Regions from separate parts of the Homo sapiens genome. Here region 2 is linked to region 1. Evidence: chromatin loops called from intact Hi-C (ENCODE). Cell type or tissue: HCT116. All regions are shown on one strand.

Evidence for each region. Hi-C counts contacts between places; a loop is a spot of excess contacts. Peaks named below come from ENCODE experiments on the same cell type or tissue, not always from the same donor. Only the 100,000 strongest peaks of a DNase experiment are listed, where the experiment ranks them.
Region 2: a loop joins it to region 1, with 2.6 times the contacts of the local background. A loop is called at or near these places in 5 of 110 quality-filtered maps.

What each region holds. Positions count from the first base shown.
Region 1 is chr2:138,919,850-138,927,849 of GRCh38, forward strand. It overlaps LOC105373640 (a long non-coding RNA gene), which reads left to right. Exons shown (of 3, transcript XR_923371.2): 2 at 114-211. Among named protein-coding and RNA genes, the nearest start is that of NXPH2, 140 kb to the left of the region's middle. In HCT116, a CTCF peak has its summit at 3,326 (motif pointing right); a DNase peak (open chromatin) is centred at 3,322.
Region 2 is chr2:139,786,209-139,794,208 of GRCh38, forward strand. No RefSeq gene overlaps it. Among named protein-coding and RNA genes, the nearest start is that of LINC01853, 330 kb to the right of the region's middle. RefSeq lists an enhancer at 2,893-3,393. In HCT116, a CTCF peak has its summit at 4,810 (motif pointing right); a DNase peak (open chromatin) is centred at 4,773.

The DNA.
Region 1 (8,000 bases):
CCTTTTGTCTTTTGTGTTTTACAAGTATTAATTTGTTAAATGTAAACAACTCAAATAAAACATGTTTTTTTGATAACCAAGTTTAGGCATATCTTTATTTTTTAATGCCCTAGAGATCTTTGAAAGTGCAGGTGGAACAGAGTTCTTGCCCCATGGCTCCACTACCGTTGCAGTCATAGTGAACGTGAGACCAGATGGCAGGGATCTGATGGTAATGCATTTATTAATTTATTTGATACCCGTAATTTCTGCGAATATCTAAGCTCTTAGATTTATGCTAATTTAAAGTGCTATTTTAAAGACTCAAAGATGACTATTCACTTAAGCCCTTTTGGTGATTTCCCATTGCTCTTAGGGCAATATCCAATGTCTAGAAACTGCCCTGTCTCTTCAGGCTCATTTCATACCAGCCTCCTTCCTTTTTCTTTTATTCCAACCATGTTGTTTATCTTTCGGTTCATTCCTTGCCATGCTCTCTCTCTCTCCCTTGATCTCTGCACATGATATTCTTTCCTGGAACCATCTTCCTACCTCATTCCCTAAATGGCTGGTATATTTCCTTAGGTCTCAGCTTAAAGGATGTTAGAATCCCCTAAACATTTCCAACTCCTACACCAGCTCACACTTTCTGTTTTAAGCTGTGACAACCTCTATCATAAGCACCATCAGAGATGACTGGAATTGCTTATGTAATTGTATGTTTCCCCTGTAAGACTGCATATTTTATGAGGTTAGAGATTATGTCTGTCTTGTTCAAAGCTATACTATCATCCTGCACATTGTTCAATAAATATCTGTTGCATGAAAAACCTTTACCAATGACCAGAGGTTTTTATATTTTCTCTAGAGAAGAGAGTGCTGTAGCTTCTACTTGTTTGCATTGAAGGAATTCAGGACATGCCACCCAAAAATATACTACCGTGGCATATTGACCGTTTTGAGCTGAAGGCACTTGAGAAACAGCAGATACAGGAAGGGCTTTCTGAACTCCTCTTTTCCATCTAAAAAACAGGCTATAAAATTTGCCATGAGAAAGGTGCCCTTCCTGTACAAGGAAGAGAACATCCTTATCAGCAGAGACTGGAAATCAATGCTGAAGTGGATCTGTACAAACAACCTTACTAAAATAATCCTTATCTTCCATTAGTTTCCCCCAATATGTCTCTTAATCACTACCCCATAGCTTACTGTTCCTAGCCCAAACGCCTGTGTCTTGTCATTTGTTCACAAATCTTTCATTTCTTTGTTTAAATGGCATATAAGCTTTCTGCTCTGGTCACTTCTTTGAGGCTTCACTTTCTTGTGGGGACTCCAGGTACATGTAAAATTCTAAGACTGGTACATCTTTCTCTTGCTAATCTGCCTTATGTCAGTTTAATTCATAGGTGCAGTCAGAGGCCCCCCAAAATAGAAATTGTTTCCTCTCCTACAGCATGAGCTTAGTGGTAATCTTTGAATAGGAAGGGAACTGTGTTGCTTGCACTTTTATACATGTGGACATGTAAAAGCTGGCTAAGAGAAGTAATTAGTAAATTGGGCCTGTGTGGACAAGCCAATTCTCATTCTAATGCTGTGAATACTTAATAGTCATAAAAGGGTACTGTGGTACATAAAAAGGATATTCACACTACAGTGAAATGCACAATTCAGTGTTGAAGATTAGAGCTTGTAAAGGAATACAATTTTTCATTTGGTCTGTCTATTACAGGTTTTGGACATGCTAAATGTCTTGATTGAGAACACTGCTTAAGTGATAGATTACTGACCCCAAGGCCAACAGGGATCAGGCATTAATGTAAAGAAAAGGGCTGGGTGGGGACTGGGGCAAAATGGGGTTCAGCCATAGGTAATTGTTTCCATGTGGAAGTGTGAGCTTGGACAGGTGTTTTGATTTTTGAAGAGAAGCAGAAAATCCATAGCATTGATGTGAAATAATGATTTTTTTTAAATGTTGGTAAATAATTTCAATTTTTTAATTTTTTTGAGATGGAGTCTTGCTCTGTCACCAGGCTGGAGTGCAGTGGTGCAATCTCGGCTCACTGCGACCTCCGCCTCCCAGGTTCAAGCGATTCCCCTGTCTCAGCCTCCGAGTAGCTGGGACTACAGGCCTGCGCCACCCCGCCCGGCTAATTTTTTTTTTTTTTTAATTTTAGTAGAGACAGGGTTTCACCACGTTGGCCAGGATGGTCTTGATCTCCTGATCCAGTGATCTGCCCTCCTCGGCCTCCCAAAGTGCTGGGATTACAGGCGTGAGCCACCGCACCCGGCAATAATTTCAAAAATTTTAAATACTTTTCTTAGTAGACAAAACATGTCTGCTGGGCCACCAGCTTGCCAGCTGTGAATTTAAAACTTAATCATTGGGCTGCAATCAGAATTACTGAGACAAACAATAAAGTTGCTGATGCATGAATAAATGATGCATGGATATTTAACTAAATTAACAACTGATGCATAAATAGTAAATCAAAGAATTTTAGAATGAGAAGGGACATTAGAATCACCTTGGAACACCTTTCTCTATGATACAGATGAAAAATCTCAGGTCCACAAAAATTAAATTCTCGGGCTTAAACTCAGATGCACAAATTAAATAACATGGACTTGAATCCAAGTGTTTTGATGCTTGGCTTTTCCCACATCTCCAAGCAACTGTGGGGTGTGTGTATGTGTGTGTGTGTGCGTGTGTGTGTGTGCATATTGTGCTATAATAAAAGTGTAAATGGAATGACACATGGTGGTCAATGCTAGTACAATTCAAATTTTACTGTGCGTGCGAATCAATTGGGGATCTTGTAAAAAATGAAAGTTTTGATTCAGTAGGGCTGGAATGGGGTCCAGGTCTTTTCAGTTCTTAAAATGTCCCAGGTAATGCTGATCCCAGTACCAAATTTTGTTAGTAAGGACCTACCTTATTGACAATTGTCCTGGATGCCTGGGCTGGACTAAATGTCCAAGAGCAGAATATGTTCTTTGCTCTTTTCTGTGTCAGTCAACACTCTAATATTGTATTTCTCTCATTCTGAATCCTTGATAAGTAAAATATATTAAATTAAATGCTAAATTCACTCAACAGGAAAAGTAGATGAGCAAATGACTGGAAACAAGGGGTAGTAAGCTATATGAATCAAAAATCTCCGTGATGCAAAGCATATGAGTCCTCTCATGTCTTGTTTTATAGATAAGTATTAGTTCTGGTTAGTTCTTGGGGACCTCTCAAATCATTTTGTAACTAATAGTAACAAAAAAATGACATTCTTGACAATAAAGGAGAAAAAGGTATTTCAGAATGTAACAGCAAACATTCCACAAGATGGCAGTAAACTCTTATGCTTTACATTATCCTTAACTTTAACCTTTTACAGAATATATATTTCATCAGTGGAAATTTTTCGGACTGAGAATTACACATTGTTTTTTGAAAAGACAAAACAATACTTAATAAAACTTATATTTTTCACAGTCCCCAAACTAATGACTATATATCTACACTTTCTTCTTCATATGAGTATGACACAGTCATGCCATTCTTTTAACTTGTACTTAGTTTCAGGTTCTCATTTAAGACTGAGTGGAATATACTTTGGTGAAATATTGTAAATGTTATGAAAAAATAGGTAGATGATTAAGAGATTTTAAAAATAAAAATAAATAAAAAAATGACCAAAAGTAAGAGCTGGAAAATGTGTTAAAAACCTTGAATATAATAATAATCTATTTTTCCATAAATTTCACAATATTTCAACAAAAATGTGTTTTTTATCAACCTAAAAATACTGGTAATTACGGTTTAATACCCATTGCATTATAAGACTGTAAACATTAAAGAAATCACACTCTTAAGACTTGTCTGTAAGCTCTGTATTCTCTCTAAACCAGTCTCAGGAGATTACAGAAGCATGAATTAAGAAAAAGAAAATACAACAATTAAGGGTTTTCTAACAAGCTGTTCTCATGTGAATAAGAAGAAATGGGTAATCTACTGACCTAAAGATGGTGATATACATATGTACAGATACCCTCCTTTATACTGCAGTGATAATGGCAAAATTGGGTAGTACCCTCTTTCATCATCAAACCTGTGTGTGACCTAAAACCACTCATTTAATGACTTTGGGATTCAGTTCCTTCTAGTATAAAATAAAGTATATAGATTAGTTGATGTCGTTTCCAGCTCTGTAACATTCCAGGTTTCTCAGGAGAAAACATAGTTAAGTAAGATAAGTGTAAACTTTGAGAAGGACCATGGTGTGTAGAGGTTACTGGGGCCTTTAGGGTGTGGCAACACCGTATCTTTTTTCTTTATGTATTCTAGGTTGCTCGTAGAGAGAATCCTGGAACCGTATTTGTTTTAATATAACCCAGAAAGAGACTGGCAAGGTAGAGTGCTGCATCAGCACTGAGGGGTGTGTGGCTGTTTTCTGTATTCTTGAAATAACCGTATTATGAATCTCTTTTCTTCACGCATAAGTTTCATTTCATTAGGCCCTTAAAATAGTCAAGGGAAGAGTTGACAAGTAGTAAATGATTTGTGTTTAGCAGAGAGTGCTTTTATATATTAGAGGGCACCAGGAACATAAGAGAGCTGTGTCAATTGTAGGGGTGGGATGCCCTCTGGTAGCTTTGCCCCCTTCCTGGACAGTAGTAGCTCGCTTCCTCCTGCCTCCCTGACTCTCCCACTCTTTTCCTTCCACCTTTTCTCTCTTCTCTACTCTCTTTTCTCCTTTCTTCCTCACCCTTCTGGTCTCCAGGCCCGTGTTTCCCAGGCCCATCCCATTCCATCCACAACTCCTCGGGCACTTGTACTCCTGCAGATGTGGTCACACAGAACGTCTGGTGGTGCATGACCCCTGCTTGCCATTGAGACCATTGGGCCAGGGTGGTGCTTTGCTTCAGGCATGTCATTCCATTCCTAGCTCAGCTGAGGATGGGGATGTAGTACAGTAACCCCTCCCAATCCATAGGGGACATGTTCCAAGACCGCCGGTGGATGCCTGGAACCACAGATAGCACCCAATCCTGTATATAGTGGTTTTTTTTCTATATGTACATACTTATGATAAAGTTTAATTTATGGTAGACACAGTAAGAAGTTAATAACAATAATCAATAATCAATTAGAACAATATAGTATAATAAAAGTTGTGTGAATATGGTCTCTTTTTCCTCTCTCTTTCCCGAAATGTCTTATCTTGTTTTACTTACCTATTTTTGCACTGCAGTTTATCTTGGATAACTGAAACAGTGGAAAGCAAGACTGAGGATGAGGGGAGACTACTGCATTGCTTTGTCTCTAGTGGAGTAGAGAGTCCTCTTTTGCTTCCAAATGAATTTTTAAAGATATTAGCTAAAAGCACCATTGTGTTAGATGGAGCCAGATAATATCATTAAGCTCATAAGCATGTGTCACTGGTAAGTAACATAAATGCTGAATGGTTGAGTTTCAATTGAGTGCCTGCTGACCCAGCTCCAACGCTAAAATTTTCTTCACATACCTTTCACACATACACTACATTTATGACTCTTGATCTCAGAAACACTTAAGGACATTCTACAGGAAAAACAAAGTCAGCTTTATTTCAGGTTCTGGATTTTTAGACTGTCAGGCACTTCCACACGTGTGCTCCATGATCTATGATATGTTCCACACCTAGCACTCATTTAGAATTGGCTTAAAGATTATATCTAAAAAAGGTATCAAAACCAAAATAAAATAGGTAATAGATGTTTTGCTTTCTCCTACTCCACAATTTAAGCCTCAACCAATTGTATGCAAACCTTGTCCCTCTCCCCCATGATATTATCCTCAACTTCTGTCCAGCAGTAAAATTCCTATTCCAATTTAAAGAGTTGAACTAGTCCCCAGAAAAATGCAAAATGGGAAAAGATTGTCTTTAGAATTTCTCTACCTTTCTCTCAGAGTTCCCATCAAGTATTGCTGCTTAGCTTCCTGGTGTCCCGGCTGCCGCTCTGTCCTGGTTTCCCTAGGAGCCTACCAAGAACTCAAACAGGACATTGAACTCAGAGAATTATTTTTCATAGCCTGTTAGTGATGTTTCTCTCTTCTGAACACTTGTCGAGTTTAAGCAGTGGGTTCCAGGAGCTGAGCCTTAAAGCATGAGATAGGTGGAGGCATGCTCACTTTGGTCAAGTAGACAGTTCTGTTATCACCACACTTCGGGGTTGAGTCTTCTCAGTTCAGTTACTTTTAGGATAATTTCACAGCAATGGACTAGAATCATTTTTTGACAGTATGATTTAATAGCCAAAATGACCAAGGTACTTGGATATCAAAACTTTGGCCTTATCAGGTTGGTAATTTTAGAGATCCTATCAGATGAACCCTTCAGCAATTCTATCGATTGCCTACTACCCAAACAAGCTCCTTTATGGCTAATTGTTTAAGGGATAGCTACAAAGATGCATTTCCTGTCTTTCAGTAGCAAACAGTGTCTGGAAGGCACTGACCTTTACCAGTGGGACAAACAGGTTGTATCCCCAGAAGACAGTGATGTTCAAAGTAAGATTGCAAGAGAAAAACAGTATTGATTGGATTTAAGGAAGAATGGTTATATTGTATTTATATTTAGACAAACTCATAAGATGTAGTCACAAAGAAACAGTGGTAAACATAAGGAATCAATTCGACTCCTGTTGATTTCATTATTAATTACAAAATGATATCCTCTGTTATGAAATCTTTCATTTATTCATTTGTTCAAGGATAACTTCATTCTTTGAACAAGTGTTTATTGAGAGCTTAATATTTATGAGGCACAATACCTGGATTAAACTAAGCTTGATTCAAAGCACATGAAGTATTTAACAGATGAAAAAAATACAGAAAAATTAATTTCTTTGGTATAACAAATGCAAAAGGTCTTACTTGATACATAGTGATTTTAGTCTATTTTATAGCTTCAGGATCTAGAGGTTAAATTATTTGCCCAAAGACACCTAAATTTTGTAACTAAAACCTGCATATCTCTATTACCTTTCTAGTGCACTTTTCCTATTGCACACTGGCATTACATTCATTGATTCTTAAAACAACCCTTCATCCAGGCCTTAAACCTTGGCTTTAGGCTCCAACTCTGGCTCTTTTTATGAGGCCACCCTGAGCTCCCAACCTGGGCTCTTAACTCCTTTCCCAAGAAGCAGGAAGTTTCTGCATTCCCCAGCCTGCAACTATGGCAAACACACAAACACATGAATAATGAAACAAGCAAACAGACAAACAAACAAAGCACGGCCTTTTCCTTTCCTGAGATACTCAGGAGAATTTTAAAATATAGACCCAATTTTGGAGTTAAAAGGTTTGTGCTCAAAATTCAGTTCTGCACCAGGTGACCTTGGCTAGGTCCTACCAACTCTGTCACTGAAGCCAGCAGCTTACCTGATTGATTGACTTTTCATTTATTTCATCTACCATCTTCATGTTAGGAAGCCACAGACTCATGGATACCCAGGAAATAAACATGACTTTTTTATAGCTCAAAAGCTTTCTAAGGGAATTTGAAGAGGGTTCTTTGTGTGTGTGTGTGTGCCAATTATTATGTTTTACTAAGCTCCACCATCACTTTGGCATTAATAATGCAAACAAGAACCTTTACTACTTGGCTGACCCCAAGGAAATGGCTAATTGTGATTCTTAAATCTATAGACCTCATGAGACAGCAACTATACCTTTATGCATATGCTTGTTATTGATCATTGCAGAAAGTATTTAACTGTCTGGAATAGTCTCAGAATTACTGTAGTTGGTGTTGCTCAACAAATTTGTCTTTTGATGTAAAATGTCATTGTCAAAATTCAAAGTTATAATAAGATTCTGCACAAAGCACTCTGAATTACATTTCTCAGAATAACTTGAGAAAGTATTGTTCAGTAGCAATGCAAAGCACTAATTGTAATATTTCAGAGAAAACCTTTCATTTTTTCAAAACTTGTAAGTCTATTAATCCTAAAATTATGATTCACTCCAAGGATATTTTAGCACA
Region 2 (8,000 bases), 870 kb after region 1:
TTTTAAAAATTTCGGTAAAAGGGAAATGAGCATTGATACAGAGTGCAATAAAAGAAAACAGAAACACATGTAACAGTTCTGTCTCAGTCACTAATGAAATTGAGGACATTGCTAGAAGAAAATTGTGGGTTTTAACTACAGATTTTATCAACCACATTAATATATAGTGCTATTACTGGTTAAATATACTGTGTTGTGGTGAAAAGTGTGTTCGAATAGGAAGTAGAAATGAAGATTTGAGCCAAGGTCTAACTTTTATTTGCCCCATAACTTTGGGCATCTCACTTAGTTTCCCAAAGCCCCAGAAATATTTTTTCCTATCTACCTGACCCAATTGTTTAACAGTCAATGGACAAAGGAGGAAAAGAGAAACAAGAAAGCATTATATATTCAAAGGATACTGCTACTATTACATTATGATTTAACATTATTAAACTCTTATTTTTCAAGTGTTTTACAATAGACATGCTTAACATATGAAATATTTCTATATTGATTTTAAAGATGCTACATCTGATCTATCTGTAATATGTAAAAAACTGACAGAAAGGAATTTCATTAGCAGTGTAAGTAAAAGGGCATTTTGAGTGTTTTAAGTGCTATAACCTAGGATTGAGAAAAGCAAAGCCATGCCCTCAATGTGCTAAGACTGCACAATACAAAGATGAATGGCTCTACAGTCACAAAGACTATATGACAAGACGGCTAGAGAATTTAGCAATTATGATGAAATGATCATAGCAGAGAGGCAAACCCTATTCCTTAGCTACCACTGCCTTATATTTAGAAGGACAATTTCACAGAACATTTTATAACATGATCTGGAAAATTATGGCCAGTGAGCTATTCCTTAGTTATCACTGCCTTATATTTAGAAGAATCGTTTCATAGAACATTCTATAAGATAATTTGGAAAACTATGGCCAGTGAGCCAAATCGGGCATGCTGCCTGTTGCTGTAAATAAAGTCTTATTGGGACATAGTCAGGTTCATTTCATTATGTATTTCTATGATTGCTTTCACCCTACATCAGCAGAGTTGAGTAGTTACAGAAGAAACTATATGGCCCCAAATATTTACTATCTGTTTCTTTACAAAAAGTTTGATGACCCTGTTCTTGACCATTGTCTTCTTGATGTAATTAGAGATCTCCCAGAAGTTGAGAAGGAAATCTGATTGAACCATTAAACCTACACATGTAGTCATAGCCCTGAGTGCTGACAAATGGAGCAATGCCAAATTATTTATTTCAATTGCTTGTGTAACATAGTACTTCTCAAATGTTAATATGAAGATCAATGATGAAGACTAAAAGTAAACATGAAATTTTCCTTAAGGAGGAGGTCACTGCCTACTCTGCTTCCACTTTTTAGAGTGTCTCCTTGAGAACACAATAGACCTGATTAAAAGGCTTCATCTTTTGATTTTACAATGCAAGTTTGTGAGCCTTCCGACTCTTGAAACTGTGAACACTTACCTCCAGAACTAGCTTAGGGGCTTACAACAGGCATAGATGAGACAGTCTTATCTCTCAAAGAAGTAAGATAAGTTTTAATTGTTTGCATCTAGACTCTGAATAGACTTGTGTGAAATTCTGTCCAGGCTTTGTAGTTACTTTCCCATTACCTTACATGCACAGGACTCTGATAATGTTTACCCAATATTCATGTTGTATTATCTGTCTGTCTCCTCTTCTACATTAGTATGGAGCGGTCTTTTGATAGTAGAACTTTTATTTTTCTCACAGAAGGAATCTAACTAAAATGCAGATTCTTCCTTGCAACAGTGTGGCTCCCAAGATTCTGCGCCAAGGTGACAACTGATACTGATGTTCCACGACCACACCTTTGAGTTACTAAATGCAAATAGAAAAAAATATATATTTTAGATTGCTAAAATTAAATGAAATTTACCTTTTGAAACCCTCATTTCCATTCATGGTCACTTGCAATTTAAAATGTACTCTCCTTTGGGTAATGACTGAGTCAAATGCGTAGCTCTCCTTCTCTTTCTCTTTCCTGGGGTGGTTTCAGTCGTGAGGTGATAGGGGAAACGTCCACGTGGCTCAGGTCTCATTTGTGTGCCTTTTCTCTGTGTCCTGATGGCATCTGCTTTGCTTTCCCCATGTTCTCATCAGCGTGGGCTTCTGTCTCTGAGTCTGTGACCTTCACAGCATGGTCAGTTGCTAGGACCATCTCATCTAAATCCTTCTTGTCTCAGGCTCAGAACCTTTGTTTCATCTGACTTTCCTCAGGACTTCTGAACCTCATGAAATCCATAGCTGTTTACCCTCCATGATCCTAATGTCTCTTAACTTTAGCAAGCTTCTCTTGGAACTAACAAACTTGTCCTGCCTGGCTAGAGCTTCATGACTTCTTCAAAATCCTCATAGTTTCCTAGACTATGATGAGGATGAATGGGGGCTGTAAGGGAAAACTCTGCTGCCCCCAAGTCCTTCTAAGCCTATCTTTGGTTTTATCTTCTACAGTTTCTACTGCCCCTCCCCTGAGACTCACTTAGGATACAGTCATGACTTGTAGTCCTGTCAGAGAAATTCACGCACCCTTAAGGTCTCTGTCTTTATTTAAAATTTGGATACTTCATTTGTCGTGGATTTTTTTGAAACATTGCATTAAAATATTACTTATCTTGATTACTGAATTTTTTGGTACCCCTTAAATGTAGCACCCAAGACAAGTGCCTTTCTTGCCTACTGCCAGCAAGCTCGCTTCTTCCAATGTTCTCCAGTCTTCTCCATAACCTTTGAATTATAACCTCATTTGAGTGGGAAACCAGCACTTAAATTATCATTTGTCATCATTACCTACATTTGCTTGTGGATGATCTTACTGCTTTGCTCCCTTTGGAGCTTGGCTTTCTGACTCTCAAGATCCTTTATCTCTTTCAGAAAACGAACAAACAAAAAAATACCTGGCACATTAAATGTATTGACTTTTATAACTATTGTTTTCTGCCACAAGTTTTTCTAAATAAATATATTTGGCGGCTCAATTGACTTTGTTTATTGATTGATCTATTAATTTATCAATTGCCAGTCACAGCCACTCTCTCCCCAAAGGAAACACATATATAAAGCAATGATTTTTTTCCCAGTGAATAAAAATGAGTTAATATTTTAAAATATTATCCTGCAATAGTTGTAATAATAACTAAGATAAGACTAGACTAAGTAGAAAATTAGTTGGCCAGTATTTAGCTTCTACAATGGAGATAAACAGATAATAAAGTAACTTATTTTTTTTTTTTTTGAGATGGAGTCTACCTCTGTGCCCAGGCTGGAGTGCAGTGGTGCGATCTCGGCTCACTGCAAGCTCCGCCTCCCGGGTTCATGCCATTCTCCTGCCTCAGCCTCTCCGAGTAGCTGGGACCACAGGCGCCCGCCACCACGCCCGGGTAAATTTTTGTATTTTTAGTAGAGACGAGGTTTCACGTGGTCTCGACCTCGTGATCTGCCCGCCTATGGCTTCCCAAAGTGCTGGGATTACAAGTGTGAGTCACCGCTCCCAGCCAAAGAAACTTTTTAAAAAGACAAGAGGATAAGGAATGACCAACTTGACTATAAGCTCCTCTGAAGTCCGGGATTGGGTTTCATATAGTTTGGCAGAAAGAGGAGAGGTAACTAATATCTAGTAAATAAGTGTGGAATCATAGTTGATATTTCAATTATCCCATTGTTTATTTCCTGCTCAGTATGTTTCTTGGCATCTCAAATAAATTGAACAGAATAAGAAAATCAATTGCGAGAATACATGTTTTCTCCAAGCATTTATTTTATGCAAAGGTCATTGGCTATTTATAAATACGAAATTTAAAAAAAATTTTAAGTGAGGCATTTCAATTCGGGTTTCCTTTTGGAATCAAAGGTGAAGTAGAATGGAAGTGGGAGGAAAGGGAACAGAGGCCAGATAGAGAAAATAAACCTTGTGAATTGATTTAGAAAAGAGATAATAAACCGGACAGAGAGCATAAAATTCCTGCTGTCTATAGAATAGCTGGCTGCCAGCTCCAGAGGAAGAAAGAGCAATGTGCAGCCAGCAATAGATGTGTGGGAGGCAAGACAGCTCTTTGGGAGTTATGAGGTTAAGGAAATAACTGTGTTTGAGGCAGAATGACAAGTGACCTCTTGCTCATTGAAAGAAATCAGCATGAAGGAGGGTTGGAGAATGTCCTGAATTCCCCTCTATGTTCTTCAAATAGCTAGTGGCTTATTGTTATGAGAGCCCTGAGACGTACTTTCAATGATCATTTATACAGACAGTTGAGTTTTTTAATGAAATACCATGACTCCTTTGGGAGAAGGACTTGAGGACAGAGAACAGGCAAGACTACAAGCAACTCCCACTATAAGAAGTGTTCCCTGAGAGCGGACTGGCACTCGGTGCAGAAACGGAGCACTTAGGCTTACATCATGATGCCAGGCTGAGAGATAGGGATTTCCTTAGGGTATTTTGAGTCTACGTCTTGCACCCCTACCCTTCATCTAAATGAATATAAAATAAGTTGACACTGGAGAACTAAAATAATAATGATGATAATAAAGACATTGTCTTTCCTATGGATTTCAGAATGATCTTATAGTCTTTCTTAATGAAAAAGATTAATTCACTATGTGTATTTAATGTGACTATGCCCTGATGTGATTACTTTTGTTTTTGTACTTTAGGTGAGAATTTTCACATTTTTCATTTACTTTGAGTCACATTATTAAATGACTTAGAGCACTTCCTCCATCTCTACCATCTTCATCATTTCCTTAACATGATGAATGAATTCAGATTCAGACAGTAGATGGTGCTATTATTTCAAAGACCATACAGTACATAAGACTTCCAGATTTTCTTAAGACTGCAAGAGACAAGGGAAAGAAAAGAAGAAACTTGACTGACATCATTTTCTGGTTTACAAAGGTTATGGAGTGGGAAGTTATTTTTTGTAGTGACCTACTCTGTCCCTTTTGGGGATAAAATAACAGTCAAAGTTTTCTTTAGTAATTAATAAACTCTGACTCCCTAGAACAGAAAAAACAACCACATTTAATTTTCTCCTTGAAGCAGCAACAGTCACAGATGCTGTTGCTCATACTGACTACCATTATGGACAGAAAGCAATTCACAAGCGTTCAGCAATGCAGAAGATATTAAAATGTAAAACACATGAATGTGAAGTTTCCTCAAAAATACCGAATAAAAGGTTTTCCTAATATAAAGCAATTTATATGTAAAACATCTGTAATCACAAAGCACCTTAAATATAATATTCAAATGCAAGCAATAAAAACCCTGTATCTGATGATGATAAATCAACATATTAAAAGCTTTCCTCTCCTGGCAGCAGATGCTCTTTGAAAGGGAATTGGTAACAGATGTATACCATAGAGGGGGTTCAAGCAGTGGTGACACAGGCAAGGGGCTGCATGGAGCCAAAGCTACAGTTAGATCATAGAACCTGCAGCTAAAGCACAATTGCTGTCGAGGTTCCTAAAGAGCAACACTACAAGTTGTCTCTTTAAAACCCCATTACTCAAACTTAATAGCCATTGATGGAAACACTTTACCTGACTCCGTGGCAAAGGCTTAGGTTCTTCTCATTTTTCATGCCCAAGCAAAACATATGGTGATAGGCAGACTTGAGAGTGAACCAAATTTTCTACCTAAATTTGCGACCCCAAGCACCTAAGTGCAATGAAACATTTGAACTAAATGAGTGGTGATATGGCGAAAGTGATGGCAAATGCCGACATCTGAAGCATCTGGATAATTAATTATGTCATTTTTAATTTGTATGCTTTTTGCATGAGAAGACCAGCTGTAGTTTCAAACATTCATTTCTAAGAAATACCAAACAGTGTTTTAAATGTTTTTTTAAACCCTTAAGCTCCCGATAAAATAATTTTGAATTAGAAAATGGCTTTTAATTGTTTAGTGTTTTTTATTACTTCAGCATTGCTAATATCACTTTGCTCATTCCATGACTCCTAATTGTGACTATTATGGAGGTGGGGGATGGCAGGGAAGAAATTTTTGCCTCACCTATTGCTGGGGTTGTGGCTGAGAACCCTATAACAGAAGACAACTTAAAAGGAGACAAGTTTACAAGTTTATTTAAGGTAAGTTGTACATAACACATGAGCCTTCAGAAATGAAGACCCAGAGAAAGAGAAGAAACCATTTTTATGCTTAGGTTTAATGAAGAGTGGACAGCTGTAGGGAGGTATGATTGGAAAAGGGGGTATAGTCTAATGGTAATTAACTAGGGCAAACTTAGGATGGCCTGTTTGTTCAGTTTTTTCTCTATGTCCCTGTGTCTTCAGAGATAAAGATGTTCATTTTCTTTAGGTATAGGGAGGGCACCTCTTGAATGAGAATCTTGACTTGCTTCAGGGGAAGGTCAGAAAATTCTTCCTAGGTTTCATGACCTGATTCTAGGGAGAAAGGTAGAGGGCAGTGAAAATGATCCTCCTGCTTCTGCTGTTTTATCAAACATCAAGGTGCCAATATTTTGGATTTGGCTTGTTCTGAACCCCATCACTATTATATTAATAGAATTGCATGAGTAATGTCAAAAATAAATACTATGCAATTTTTAGTAGGTTCTTTGAAAAGACTTGCTAATGCTGCATTTATTTCATACTATAACACATTTTTCTCCATGATTATCTATATGTGGCACTTTAAAGCATGGGCTCAAATTCTTGGGTATTCCTATCATTGAAAGATGATGTCTATGTCCCCTTCCCTTGAATCTGGGTGAGTGTTTGATGGAGACAATGGAGAAGAAATAATGCTGCTTGCCTTTGACATCTGAGGCAAGGTCAGAAGAGGCCTTGCAACTTTGACCTAGATCTCTCAGAATGCTCACTCACTCTCCACAGGTTTCCTCTGGATAGTGTCTTCCTCAGAATCCATATGCCACATTCTGAGAAGACCAACCTACATGAGGAGGTCCTGCCTCAATTAGGTGACCTGGTCCATAGTCCCAGCTGTCTCCAGCCTTCAGGTCATCCCCGCCCAGGTACCAGAATGAGAGAAAAACTTCCAAATAATTCCACTACCCAAATGTTGTCACCTGAGCTGTTCAAATCATCCAAGCTAAGGCCCCATTGTACCTTTTTTGAATACATGACTCATGACATCACCGAGCGTAATATGTGTGGATGGGCTTGTTACTTAGCAATAGAAAACTGGAACACTGTAGTTGGTTTATAAATAGCAGCAACATTGTTACTTGTAAATTGTGAAGATATTCAGGTGAGTTTGCTTAGTTTTAGGCATTTTCAATATTCCAAGTGTCTTCTAACTGGTTTCCTTGCTTTGATTCTCCCCTCCCTCCAACCAACCAAATGACATAACTGACATATATATCCCCAACACATCACTCTGCCTTTGCCCTACCACAAAATACTATTGTGATTTCCCTCTGCCTCCAGTCCACACTTCTTAGCTGGATATTTACTGACCTGCATTTTCTGTCATGTACTTATACACATTTATTTCCAACTACTTCTACAAATTGCTTACTAAATCCCATGAATTTCATGTGAAAAGAAGAACAAGACCCTCTAGGGTTTCTTTCAAAGTACATGTCCATTCAGGCAAGTCCACTTCAAACCCAAGCACGCCCTGGAGGATAATGATTTTATGGCTTTATGTTTGTCCATGGGTTTATGGCCCATCTTTAAAACATAGTGAAGGACATGAGATTTAATTAAGAACTGTAAATGTTCATGTTATACATGTCGTTTCTCAATATCTTAGCTTTTTCTATTTTCGCTATGTAGGATTCTGTCTTCTGGTGTTTCCTCCTCAATCAGGTTCTTTTCCTTTCAAGTAGCATTTACATTCTTTCTCTCTAGATGGTCTTCCTAGCGTTAGAGAAGACTGTTTTCAGATATCATGTACTGACCACTCATTAAACACCAGGCATTTTGCTTCCTTCTTTACTTACATTATGTCATGTATTCATGGCACTTTTTCAAATGC